Linked DNA regions of Homo sapiens: regions 1 and 2 are each linked to region 3. A link is a contact called in ENCODE Hi-C or POLR2A ChIA-PET data. All regions are on one chromosome and are shown on one strand. The core of a region is the stretch at or near the end of the contact, and the rest is flanking DNA. Distances in the headings are between cores, read along the strand shown.

What was found. Hi-C counts contacts between places; a loop is a spot of excess contacts on that map. ChIA-PET counts read pairs that join two places held with the same protein, here RNA polymerase II (POLR2A). Pooled maps may share reads with other maps.
Region 1: a pooled map shows a loop between it and region 3 (7-fold over the local background). The contact joins the promoter of MDM1 here to the promoter of DYRK2 in region 3. A Hi-C loop is called at or near these places in 13 of 50 pooled maps.
Region 2: a loop to region 3 is called in a map of CD8-positive, alpha-beta T cell, with 2.5 times the contacts of the local background. The contact joins the enhancer-like site here to the promoter of DYRK2 in region 3. A Hi-C loop is called at or near these places in 3 of 168 maps with a recorded cell type or tissue (CD8-positive, alpha-beta T cell and naive thymus-derived CD4-positive, alpha-beta T cell) and 10 of 50 pooled maps. POLR2A ChIA-PET finds 5 or more read pairs at or near these places in 2 of 52 experiments (CD4-positive, alpha-beta T cell and naive thymus-derived CD8-positive, alpha-beta T cell).

Annotation. Positions count from the first base shown.
Region 1 is chr12:68,330,498-68,334,578 of GRCh38, reverse strand. It overlaps MDM1 (Mdm1 nuclear protein), which reads left to right and starts at 2,217. Exons shown (of 15, transcript NM_001354969.2): 1 at 2,217-2,351; 2 at 3,358-3,472. The coding sequence starts at 2,334. LOC105369819 (a long non-coding RNA gene) reads right to left here and starts at 1,948. Exons shown (of 3, transcript XR_945057.3): 1 at 1-1,948. RefSeq lists a silencer at 2,017-2,276 and an enhancer at 2,577-2,666.
Region 2 is chr12:68,173,988-68,178,090 of GRCh38, reverse strand. No RefSeq gene overlaps it. Among named protein-coding and RNA genes, the nearest start is that of IFNG, 16 kb to the right of the region's middle. RefSeq lists an enhancer at 2,124-2,183. Within about 2 kb of position 2,395, at least 6 of the 41 ENCODE cell types and tissues checked have a DNase peak (open chromatin) inside an H3K27ac peak, as active enhancers do; they include CD4-positive, alpha-beta T cell and CD8-positive, alpha-beta T cell, where a contact is called at or near this core.
Region 3 is chr12:67,646,896-67,650,738 of GRCh38, reverse strand. It overlaps DYRK2 (dual specificity tyrosine phosphorylation regulated kinase 2), which reads right to left and starts at 1,994. Exons shown (of 3, transcript NM_006482.3): 1 at 1,557-1,994; 2 at 794-942. The coding sequence starts at 1,605. RefSeq lists silencers at 602-991, 1,152-1,811, 1,822-2,121, 2,222-2,331.

The sequences.
Region 1 (4,081 bases), core at 968-3,467, 680 kb before region 3:
CTTTGGCGATGAGAAAGGCTAAAACACAAATGAAAAGAAGGCTCTCTAAGACATAGTGTTACTCACTTCAAAGAGGGTAACGCAAAAAGGAGAGGTGCTTTGCCATAGATTACCACCAATGCCAGGCAGTTTGAGGAGTGGCTGTACCCAGTTGCTGTGCCCAGTGAAGACTCAGTACCAAGCTAAAGTGGCTGTGATAGCCAGCAGCAAGAGTGACACCTACAGATGCATGGCTATTGGAACAAGGGGCAGTGCTGCCCGGCATACGCTATGTGGTTGCTGCGAGCACATGTGAAATACCTCCTAGGGACTCCCCAAAACATGGGTGGAGCTTTGTAGGGTACTGGGTACTGTTTCCTGCAGTAGCAGAGAAGATAAGAGCTGGTAAAACACAGGCTACAAAACTCATTTACTAAGGTAGTCACTTTTTTTTTTCCCATTCCTATATCTTTGCCTCTTAAACTTGGGTAGGCTTTTGTTTAACAATAGCAAAGTAAAATCTTCTTCCTTAAGTCTTTATGATACTTCTCTAGCAAGCCTGGGATGTGACTGAGTTATTTTTACAATCTGCTGTTTGGTTTTCCTGTCATTTACTCCCTGCTCAGCAGAGCTCTTCTGCAGTGATCATTGCGCTTGTTTAGCAGGCAGGCTACATTCTACACACTTGCTTTTGCTGATCTCACCTTAGCATTTTGTGGTAACAAAGCTGTGTGCACAACCAAAGTTGTGCCTTTCTTACTCTGTAAGATGGGCTGCCTTCCTGCAGATGACTTTTGTTCTATGTTCCACTGTGTCTTGTTTGTGCCATTCTTAATTTACACGACAGAGATGCTGTCATCACCAATTAACATTAATCAAGGGCCCCCTGGATGCATGGCTGCATTGGGACTAATTTAATATGCTCTTTGTTCCAGATATCAGGTGGCTTCTTCAAATGATTTTTAAGTATCTCGATGATGATGAAGAACAAAGACATCAATCAGGATTCAGGAAGACAGCTTTTGCGGAAAATGCTTAAAGGGAAGCATCAAGGATTGGTGTTGATATTTGAAAGTTTAAGAGTGGTATACTTTTATTCAGTCAACACATGACAAATGTAAAAGGCACTCATTTGTTGTTCCTGGAAGAAGCCTGGCAGCATTCCATTCAGACATCTGCCCTTTCATCGTCCCACTTTTTACTTATTGCAGTCCTTTCAGTCTGAATATTTCCTCCTGACGCATCTTCTGCCGTCCGAAATGACTCCCTGCTCCCAGATCCTGTAGCCCTTATTATTGACACCTTTCATTTAGAAATTTAGCACATGTCACATTACACCATTATTGAATAAATAATGAATAAATAAATAAATAAAGATGTATGTCCTTCCCAAGTATATCAGAGAACTATCTGGACAATTTCTTTCTTTCCCAATTCTCAGAATCAGCAGTATTCTGTCAAGAAACATTTATCGACGATGATGGCAATAGTCGATTAAAATCAGATGAAGTTTTATTTTTAAAAAAAGGTTGAGCGGAGAGACAAGGCTGAAGGTTTGGAAGTTGAGACAACCATCTTCAATAAACGTTTTCTCATCTAAGGGCTGTATGTACATCATTTTGGGGAAGGTAGAGATTGAAGGAGGAAGAACATCACTGGAGGAAGAGACAGCAGTTTGTCTTTCGAGTTTCAATAAAGTTTCAAAAATCTTGCCTAAGTTATATATTTTTTTGGCCTTTCCCTTTTGATGTGACAATAAACTGTAATGCGGCTGTCGTTTGTACGAACCGATATTCAGCAGAATAAATCTGAGCACTTTCAGAAAAAGAAGCGTTCGGTTTTCTCATAGATGTTAGCATGAAGAACACACTTTGACCTTTGATGCTGTCAAGCACCTGGGCCAGCGAGGCTGGCGGCTGGCGAATTCCACCAGCAAGCAGACGCATTGCTGCGCAGGACCCGGCGAACCAGGGACCGGTCCACCCAACCCAGGAAGGCACCCCCGGGGTCCCGCCCAGCCCGGTTCCGGGAGCCTTATTGGCCGGCCTTCCGCCCGCCATCTCTATCAGCCCCAGGGATTTGGCAAGGGAGGTAGGCGGCTCCCTTTCGGCCACTCATTGGTCAAATCCTAATGGAGGTAAGGCACTCTGCGAGTCTCTATTGGTCCCTAGGCTCCAAAAAGGGCGGGGAAAAACAGACCGACAGGCCTCTAGGCGGGAAGCGCGGAGTGCGCCGGCGCGTAGTCGGGGACGCCGGGCCGAGGCTTTGCTAGGGAACACTGTTATCGCCCCGCCCCCTCGGAGCTTTTTCTCCAGTTAACTGTCGGAGTAGCGGGGGCTCCGGCGCCGGGCGACATGCCGGTGCGCTTCAAGGTGAGGCTGGGGTCCCCGGGCCGGAATGTGGCTGGGGGGAGCCATGGCCGGGGAGGTGTGGAGCGCCGAGGTCACGCTGCTTTTCTGCGCTGCAGCCCTCTGCCCGGCGGAAGCTGCCAGCCCCAGGGCCTGCTCGAGGGGCCCCAGAATCTGCCCGCCGCCTCTTAACCTAGTTCCCTCTCCGCTCACTCACATTTGCAAGCTGCAGTGTGTCGAAGAGTCAGATGGTGCGAGACACATTTACTTAGGGGGACTCAAGAGGAGTGGAGATGGGAGGAGGTCCCTTTGCGAAGAGAACTAAAGGCGACTTCAGATTGGGACACCTGTGGCCCATTTAGCTTAGCATTTAACCCCCATTACCTTTAAAACTTTAGTGTATGTGGCTTTTAAAGGCTTGAGAAATGGGTTCTTAGTAAAGACAGCGTATAAAGAAATACACGTTTTTCATCGTTGTGCATTCTTAGCGTATGTTAAAAGTTCCAGGTAGCTGGTAGCTGTCAGGGACTAGCACCCTGCAACTTCACAGGTGGCCACAGCGTCCCACATCTCCTGACTCATTTATCTTAAAGGCGTGTATTCAGAATGGAAGGGGAGTTTGCCTTTTGTTGACTTTATCAAATAGCAAAAGGTCCTAGGCATGGTACATAATATTGTGTACTCGGTGAAAACCTGCGATAAATCTAGAATGATGAGAATTTAGATTGTCATTAGTTATCCGACAAGAACTCATGCTTTGGAATCAGATAATCAGTGAAAGGGTAACCTCTGAGCCTGGAATTCCTGGTAGCATCTGCCTCAAGTGGTGTTGTGGATTAAAGGATATAACACGTGTGAACTGCTTAGCACAGGGCTGGGTGAATATTAGCTCTTATTAAGGAGCTCGTCTGTGTTTAATTTTCAGTCTTAAGTCTCTTTTGGGAGGTTCAGAAATTATTTTTCACCGATGTCTGCTTTAAAACATCATTCATTAATTGGACTGTACTCAAAAGTGTACTTTGCATTACAGGGGCTGAGTGAATACCAGAGGAACTTCCTGTGGAAAAAGTCTTATTTGTCCGAGTCTTGTAATTCCTCCGTGGGGCGAAAGTACCCATGGGCTGGACTTAGATCAGATCAATTAGGTAAGTTGAGCAGGCTAATAGCCATTCTAACCTGGGCTAAGTTTATAACTTGGGCCAAGCCGTTATAACTTGGGCTAAGTAAACCTTGGGCTAAGTTTACCAAATGATATATTAAAAGTTCAGTTGGCCTGGTTGATTTATTCATTTATTAATCAAGTATTTATTGAAGGTTTACTATGAGCCAGGACTATTCCCAGCAGCTAGTGTGGCAGGCCAGGTTTCACTAATGGAGGCCTCCATCACAACTGTTTCGGTACTGACTGAGCGGTTAAGTTAAATATTGAAAGCTAAAAAAAGCCAGTGCCCTTACACAAAGGCTGGGATGTCACAAAAGCCCATCAAGAGTATTGCCTAGGCCTTTCCTGGGCCATAAAGCATGACAAAATAAGGAATTCTTAACAGGATCCGTTTAGGATTAAACAAGTTTTACTGGGGGTCTGAAGAAACTCCCCAGGCCTCCACAAATTTATTGGCGGTCTGAAGGAACTCCTCAAACCTCCATGATTCAGCAGGAGACAAGATAAGGGTAATCAGCCCAGCACCTAGACCCATTTAGATTAAGTAAATTTACTGATGCTCCAGAAGAAGGTCTTCAGGACTCAGACCTTA
Region 2 (4,103 bases), core at 1,146-3,645, 530 kb before region 3:
GGCTGTACCTTCAGTCAGAGTTCCTGATGCTCCACGTCTCAGCCAGCATTTGGTGTTGTCAGTGTTCCAGATTTTTGCCATTTCATAATGGGTGTGTGGGTATCTTGTTGTTTTAATTTGCATTTCCCTGATGATATAAATATGTAGCTCAGCAAGTATTTGATGAATTAGTGCAGTGTTTCAATTAAATGCCTTAATGGCTAACTTACCTTCCAGCTGGTGAATGCTGCTCTGTGGGAGGCAGGATTGACATTGTCTCACAAAGAGAAGCAGAAGTGACAGCTAGAGAGACAAATCCTGTCAACACTTGAGTACCTGTCTCTGAGATCCTTTCTTTGATCAAAATAGTGTGACTGGAATTTTCGTCACTTGTCACCACAAAAGTCCTGGCAAATGCAACTTGTTGGTATACTGACACTAATGCCGAAAAATAAAGGATGTAATAAAAACTGAAAAAAAATATGAGGGAATAATTAATAACTTCTCATAGCAGATACTACCTGCCTTGCCAACATCCTCTCAGCAGCCTCCCTCTCTCTTCTTACCCTCTGCCTGTGACTGTAACAGTTCACTATTCTTGGCCTAAGGGCTTCTTTCTATTTTCACATGAGGAAGACTGGAAGAGCTAGGGGTTTAATGCCCTGGGAGCAGTGCTCAGACAGTGCTAAAGATAGTCGCAGGATAGATACCCCAACTTCTTCGTCCCTTGGGCAGGATAACTTTGGGGTATGGGCTACACCATCACCCAGAGGTCTATAGTGGGCTGAGTCTCAGTTGACTACAGTAGCTCCCTTTGGGAACCACCCTGAACTGACTTCCTTCCCTTCCCTGAATCTCTTTGCCTCTTTTCTACTGGTGCTTCCTAGAATCACCACCAAAAAAAAAAAAAAAAAAAAAAAATCCTTGTCTCAAGCTCTGTTTCTGAGGTAACCCAACCTCAGTTTCTATATGTAAAATATTTCAATTTAACCTGAACAAATACGTTAAACATGAAGAAATGTACAAATACAACTTCTAAATCAGGTTACAAGGGAAAAAAACCCATAAAATGGAAATAAAAATGATGAGCACACATTGTGCTTGCTATATGCCAAGTATTATTCCAAGAGCTGCACATATAACTCATTTGAATCCCACAAAAAACCTGTGAAGTAGAGTCCAGAGACTTTAAGGAGCTTGCCTAGATTCACACAGTTTACACAGCTGGTAAAAGATGGAGCCTGGACTCAAACTCAGTCTTGCTCCTTTGTCTGTGCTGTTTGTTAACCATGATACTATCATAGAGATGTTTTAAAAAGGTGATTTATTAGTAATGACATGATATCATGAAAGTATTATGCCCAGTTATGTTGTTTATATGAATAGTGCAGAAAACGAATAACATTTGTTGTCATTATAATCTCAAAGAAGACAGGATCCTCATATAAACAGGAGCAGTTATGAGATAAACACATTTTTAAAAAATCCCTTTAAATGGATGTCAGTTCATGAAAGTGATTTGTCATTAATGTCCAACAGTGAATGACTATGAACAGCAGCTTTTGAGATTGGCAGTAACACAGCTTTTAGGAAAACAGAGGGCAGGCATAGTTTAAAGCTAACATCAGCATGTGTAATGAGGTATCATCCTATTCCCTATGTGGCTTGGGCACTAACTTGCAGCTGAAGAATAGAGATCTGTTTGGGCTTGCAGCCCTGGCTAAATGGCCCTGCTGGTTCCACCCCCCAGGTCTGATGGTCAAGAATTATTGGATACTTCATGTAAAGCACTCAGCCAGGCACTTTGAGATAGATGAAGAAGACTAAGAGGCAGTGTATACTCTCTAGGACCTTAAAACCTAGTGAGGAAGAAAAGCACATGAGGATAACTTGGACTTTTTTTCTTCTATGAGAAAAACATCTGGTAAGGTTATTCAGACCACTCAGCTTCATATGGATTTATAGATGTTGGTGCAATTTTTACTCCTTGGCTTCAGCTATTGAAGCTGTGGCAGCAGGTGTGATTACCTCAGAAGAGCGAAGGTGCAAAACAAACTCTTGAGGTCTTGGGAGCTCTGCAGGTGGTTTCCTTGCAGTTCTTCAAATAAAAGGAAGTCTAAGAGCTTCCTGACTCTGTGATAGAGAATGCTACCATGCAAGGCCATCACTTGAAGCCTTTGCTCTTTGCAGAGGCAGAAGCGTCCCTGAGTGCATTGAGACGCTGGGCTGAAGAGAGGAATGACATCAGCACCAGGTGGGGGAGAAGAGCGATTTCCTTTTTTCTCAGGGTGACCCACAGGAAGGACATGGGAAGTTAGGTCAGAATTGGCTTGACACCTCTGTCCTGGGAAATCCTATCAGGTGACTAAGAAGAAAACAACCCACCAAGTTACTGCTCTTTGCCGAGAGATGGAAGGCACCTTGGGGGAAACCCCTGACCACAGGCCAATAGAACAGAATGTTGTTAGTCTTGCTGAAAAAGCCAACCAGAAAAATACTTCTTCAAATTCACCTGGGGTGACAAGAAATATTTCCCATTCTTGGGTTCTTTCACTTTCCTAATGGAAGCATAGATTGAACACTTTGTGAAATGTCATTTAGATTTTCCCTCTTGTGATTGGCTTTATTTTTCTTTTTAGGAAAAAAAAGACAGAGTGCAGGGCATACTTTTTTTGTGGTTGATAGGATTCCTAATGCAACCATAAATATGACCAGCATATAAGTCATGATCTATGATTCTAATTAGCAAATGATGTTTCTAATTTTCAAATAGGACAAGTTATATATCATTAAGTTTTGGGATGCCTAATCTTTTTTATTCCATCAATTTTTATTTTAAGTTCTGGGGTACACGCACAGGATGTACAGGTTTGTTACATAGGTAAATGTGTGCTATGCTGATTTGCTGCACAGATCAACCCATCACCTAGATATTAAGCCCAGCATCCATTTGCTATTCTTCCTGATGCTCTTCCTCACCCCACTTCCCCAACAGGCCTCAGTGCGTATTGTTCCCCCCATGTGTCCATGTGATCTCATCGTTCAGCTTCCACTTGTGAGTGAGAACATGTGGTGTTTGGTTTTCTGCTCCTGTGTTAGTTTGCTGAGGATAACAGCTTACAGTTCCATCCATGTTCTTGCAAAGGACATGATCTCATTCCTTTTTATGGCTGCATAGTATTCCATGGTGTATATTTATACCACATTTTCTTTATCCAGTCTATCATTGATGGGCATGTGGGTTGATTCCATGTCTTTGTTATTTTGAATAGTGCTACAATGAACATATGTGTGCATGTGTTTTTATAATAGAACGATTTATATTCCTTTGGGTATACACCCAATAATGGGATTGCTGGTTCAAATGGTATTTCTGTTTCTAAATCTTTGAGGAATTGCTACACTGTCTTCCACAATGGTTGAACTAATTTACATTCCCACTAACCATCTAAAAGCATTCCTTTTTCTCTGCAACCTCACCAGCATCATTTTTTCTTGACTTTTTAATAATCACCATTCTGACCGGTATGAGATGGTATCTGATTATTATTTTGATTTACGTTTCTCTAATGACCAGTAATGTTGAGCTTTTTTCATGTTTGTTGGCTGCATGCATGTCTTCTTTTGAGAAGTGTCTGTTCATATCCTTTGCCTACTTTTTAATGGGGTTGAGTTTTTTTTTAATGTAAATTTGTTTAACTTCTTTGTAGACTCTGGATATCAGACCTTTATCAGATGGCTAGATTGCAAAAATTTTCTCTCATTCTATAGGATGTCTGTTCACTCTGATGATAGTTTCTTTTGCTGTGCAGAAGCTCTTTATTTTAATTAGATCCCATTTGTCAATTTTTGCTTATGTTGCAATTGCTTTTGGTGTTTTTGTCATAAAATCTTTGTCCATGCCTATCTTCTGAATGGCATTGCCTGGATTTTCTTCTAGGGTTTTTATAGTTTTGGGTTTCACATTTAAGTCTTTTATCCATCTTGAGTTAATTTTTGTATAAGGTTTAAGGAAGGGTCCAGTTTCAATTTTCTGCATATGGCTAGCCTATTCTCCCAGCACCATTTGTTAAATAGGGAATATGTTCCCCCTTGCTTGTTCTTGTCAGATGAGATGGTTGGGG
Region 3 (3,843 bases), core at 745-3,244:
GGGAGCTGAGAAAAGGTACATGCTTTAGTCGAATCCAGCTTGCCAGTCTCCGCAGCCACCAGCAACCAGTCCCACGCTGGCCTCTCCCCTCCCAGAGACCACAGCACCTGTTAGGTGCTTTTTCTTTCCCACCTCCAAAGCAACGCTTGCCCTTTCCTTTTGAATAATGTCCAACTGCAGAATCCTACAGGGGTGGCTTGTTTTGACTGCTGCGGCGGCCCTTATTTTTGTTAATGTTGATTACAATTTCTGCTGTGCTCAAACCTGTAGCACTCATAAAACATGCTTACACACGCGGGGGACAATTGGCGATGCTCCCTGCTGGCTGGAGCCAGGCCTGGGAGGCTCTTTGGGGGATCGATTTTCCGGGCAGGCCGGTCTGGCTGTCCCCTAACACGTATCTGTTTCTATAAATACCCACTACCCACGGGGAGGTGGGGGAAGGACAGAGATGTTTACCGGGTCAGGGAAGGGAACTCTGGGATGCAAGGACGAAAAATGAGGAAAGAAGGAAAGCAGCAAGGAGGAAGTTCCTAGGAAGAGGAGGTCATGGGTGGGCGAGCTCTGGAGGGGAAGTAAGGGGCCCACGCCACGAATCTTCCTTTGTGGCTGCAGCTTTGGGCTCGCCCAACTTAACCAGGGCGGCGTCGACGAGAGACCATCGGCCCGAGGCGTGGGGCTGCTTGTATCTCGACCCCTCTTCTCCCGGCGTCAGACCCCTCCAAGTCCGGGTGCTTCGGCCTGGGGCCCCTCCCGCCCCCACCGCCCGGGCCGCCCGCGGGCTGGGTCTCACCGTGTGGGCTGCGGCGGCAGCGTTGCTGGCCCGGAGAGGCGGCAGGGCGATGGGGGAGGGCGGGCCAGTCCCCACTCCGCTCCGGGTGGCCCCTGCACCGAGCCCCGGGGAAGCCTGAAGCTGACGAACGGCGCTGTCCCCACCTCGGCCTGGAAGCCACGTGCGGGAGGAGACAAAAGAGGGTCAGGGGGGAGAAAGTCACCCAGACCCCCCCTCCAACCCCGCTGGGCAGCGACAACCCTCTTCCAAAGAAAGACGGAGGAAGAGACCGGGGCAGTAAAAACGGGCGTTCGGGTCACGGCTCCCCAGCGCACACCCACGGGCGGGGCGCGGGCAGCTGCAAAGTTAAGTGGGGCCCTGGCGCGCGAGTTCGCGACCCGGCGGGGGAGCCGGGCCGCGCCGGGGCTAGGCGGCCCACGTTGCAGACGGCCAGCAGCCGGGAGGTGGGTTTGGACAGCTGAGCAGGGAGCCACGGCCACGCCAAGCCCCGGGCAGCGCAGGGCGGGGCGGCAGGCCTGGACGGTCCCCGCCCGGGCCCCCGGCAGGCAGAAGCCTCTTCGGGCCGAGGGCTCCCCGCGGAGGGGCCTTCGGGGCCGCGCACAACCCTGCATGGAGCCCGGGGCGCGTCGTCCGCCCGGGGGCTCCCCCGCGCCGCGCCGCCGACTTTGTTCGAGGTCCCGCAGGCAGCGGCCGCCCGCGCCACAGGGGCTGCCCAGGGCCGGCGGGGGTCCGGGGATGCGGCGCGGCGGCACGGCCTCCTTACCGGTCGGGTAGGCGGCGGGAGCGGCGGCCGAAGGTTTCCTGGTTAACATGGCCGCTGGAGAGGAAAATGCATTTCAGGGCTGCCGTCGCCGCCGCCGGTCCTGCTGCTACTTCTGGCGGCCGCCGCCGCCGCCTCCCGGCCGCCCCTCGCGCGGGTCCCCGGCGCCTCGTCGCCGCCTCGCGTCTGCTACAGCCAGACACACACAGTCCACTGCATCCCCTCGGCCGGGGCCCGCCGCCGCGAGCCCCCCGCTCTCCTCCTCGCCGCCGTCCTCCTCTTCCTCGGGCGGCTGCAGCACCCTCCGGCCCGTGCACATGCCTCGCCCTCCCCTGCGCGCCGCGGGCCTCCCCGTCTCCCTCACATAGGGGCGCGGGGAGCTGGAAGCGCTGCGAGGACCGAAGACCGCCTGGCTCGGGAGCCTCTCCCGGGCCCGCGCGCGCGCGCCCCCGCGCACTCACACACAGGCGCCGGCGCGCGGCCCCGCCCCCGCCGCCCTCCGCCGCCCTCCTCCGCCGCCGCAGGCCCCGCCCCCGGCTCCCCCGGCCGCGGCCACGCACACCCCACCCCCACCCAACCTCCCGCCCGGCTCCTCTCAGTCCCCCGGTTTGCGCGCAGCCGCCCCTCCGCTCCCCGGAAAACTCGGCGGCCTCCGCTCGCCCTCCTCCGCCCCCTCCGGCCATCTGCACTGCTTCCCTCGGCTCCACTCCGGCGACCTTTTCCCCTCCCCGGCCCCGCGGCGCCCCTTCTCTGCCCTACAGCTCAACCTACCGCTGCTGCCCTCCGGCCGAAAGCGCCGCAGAGACCCCTCCCCTGCCATGCGCACCCCTAAACATAAATGCATTTTCAGCTCTTCGAACTGAATGGCTGCTCACAGACAGTACTGCTTCCCCGTCCCCCCATTCTTGGTCCCAGCGACTTAGCCACTCCCCTCTCCCCAATTCATCATGTAGATAACTTAGTTGTGCGAGGGTCACCTCGGAGAGGCAAGTCCCGGGAGGGGCGGCCGCTGAGCTCGTTGACCCTGAGCAGGGGCGAAAGAGGGGGCTGCCCTCCCACCTCCACCACACACCCTCCCCGGTTTACTGACACCAAGTGACCGCTCGCCAGTCGCTAGGACAAGGGGAGGCAGAGAGGCGCGTGTGGACGGCAGCTGGGGAAGCAGTTGGCTGTGGGTTGCTAGGCAAAAATAAACATCAGAGACATCTCCTATTTCCTTACAACTCCGAGCCTTTCCCCTGCGCGGCCACTGGGAGAGACACACCTTCCTTTCAGCTCTGCGGTGAGGGAGCGACACCTCGAATTCCTCTCACCCCACCCGACACATCTCTTTCCCCCTTCCCTTCCAAGACACGTGGAGAATTTCCCTGCCTTTTTTATTCGCCATATACAACCTCTCTTTTCCTTGAAGACCAAAAAAAAATTGCTTTCCCGTCTCACATCCGCGCCTCGTCGTGCGTGGCACACAGTGCGCCTCTGTTCAAAGGTCACAGGTTTTGCCACTTCAACTGTGAGAGGAGGTGGGGTGGGAAAGCCCGACAAATCCCGGATGACGGGGCAGAGTTATGCCATGCACTTCCTTCTCGAGAGGTGCCTAGTTTCTGAAGTTCTCTTGGGGCCAGGGGTCCATTATGCTCTGCCCCGCCCGAGTATCTCTGGCTCCTGGCTGGACCTACTGTGCAGGCCCGAACTAGTGCAGACTCCAGTCGGAAGGGAGCCACCTCCTGCGGAGTTTCATCCACTCTACTGTTTGCAAATTGTCATAGCAACCTCCTACAGAGCGCATCCGCAGCTTTATACAAACGCCAAAAACTGTTTCAAGGTACAGTGTGACCCTCTCAGAGTCTCTGGGACTCCTAAAGAGGCCTCCAAGTTAGGGTCACTGGGAGAGGGAACCTGTGACAAAAAGAATTTTCCCTAGTATTACGTCCCTCCAAACAAAACAAAACAAAACAAAACAAAACAAAACACCCTTTCGGGGCCTTCTCCTAATAAAGTAGACCCACAGTAAAATAATCCAATAATATGCCTTTAGAGGAATCATGACCTGAACTGACCCTAGCAAGAAATATCCCCCTATGCTTGTCACTGGCGACCATCACATTTAAATCCACATGCGGAAGCATATTTAGTGTTTAGAATCGACTAAAAGAAAAGGGCTACTAAGTAGCAGAGATGACACTAGAACCGGTTTTCTGACTCCCAGTCTGATTTCACTATGACTTCCATCACACTACTTTCCTTACACTTTCAAGAAAGCTCACACCTCTTTTTTCTCCTTTCAAAACAA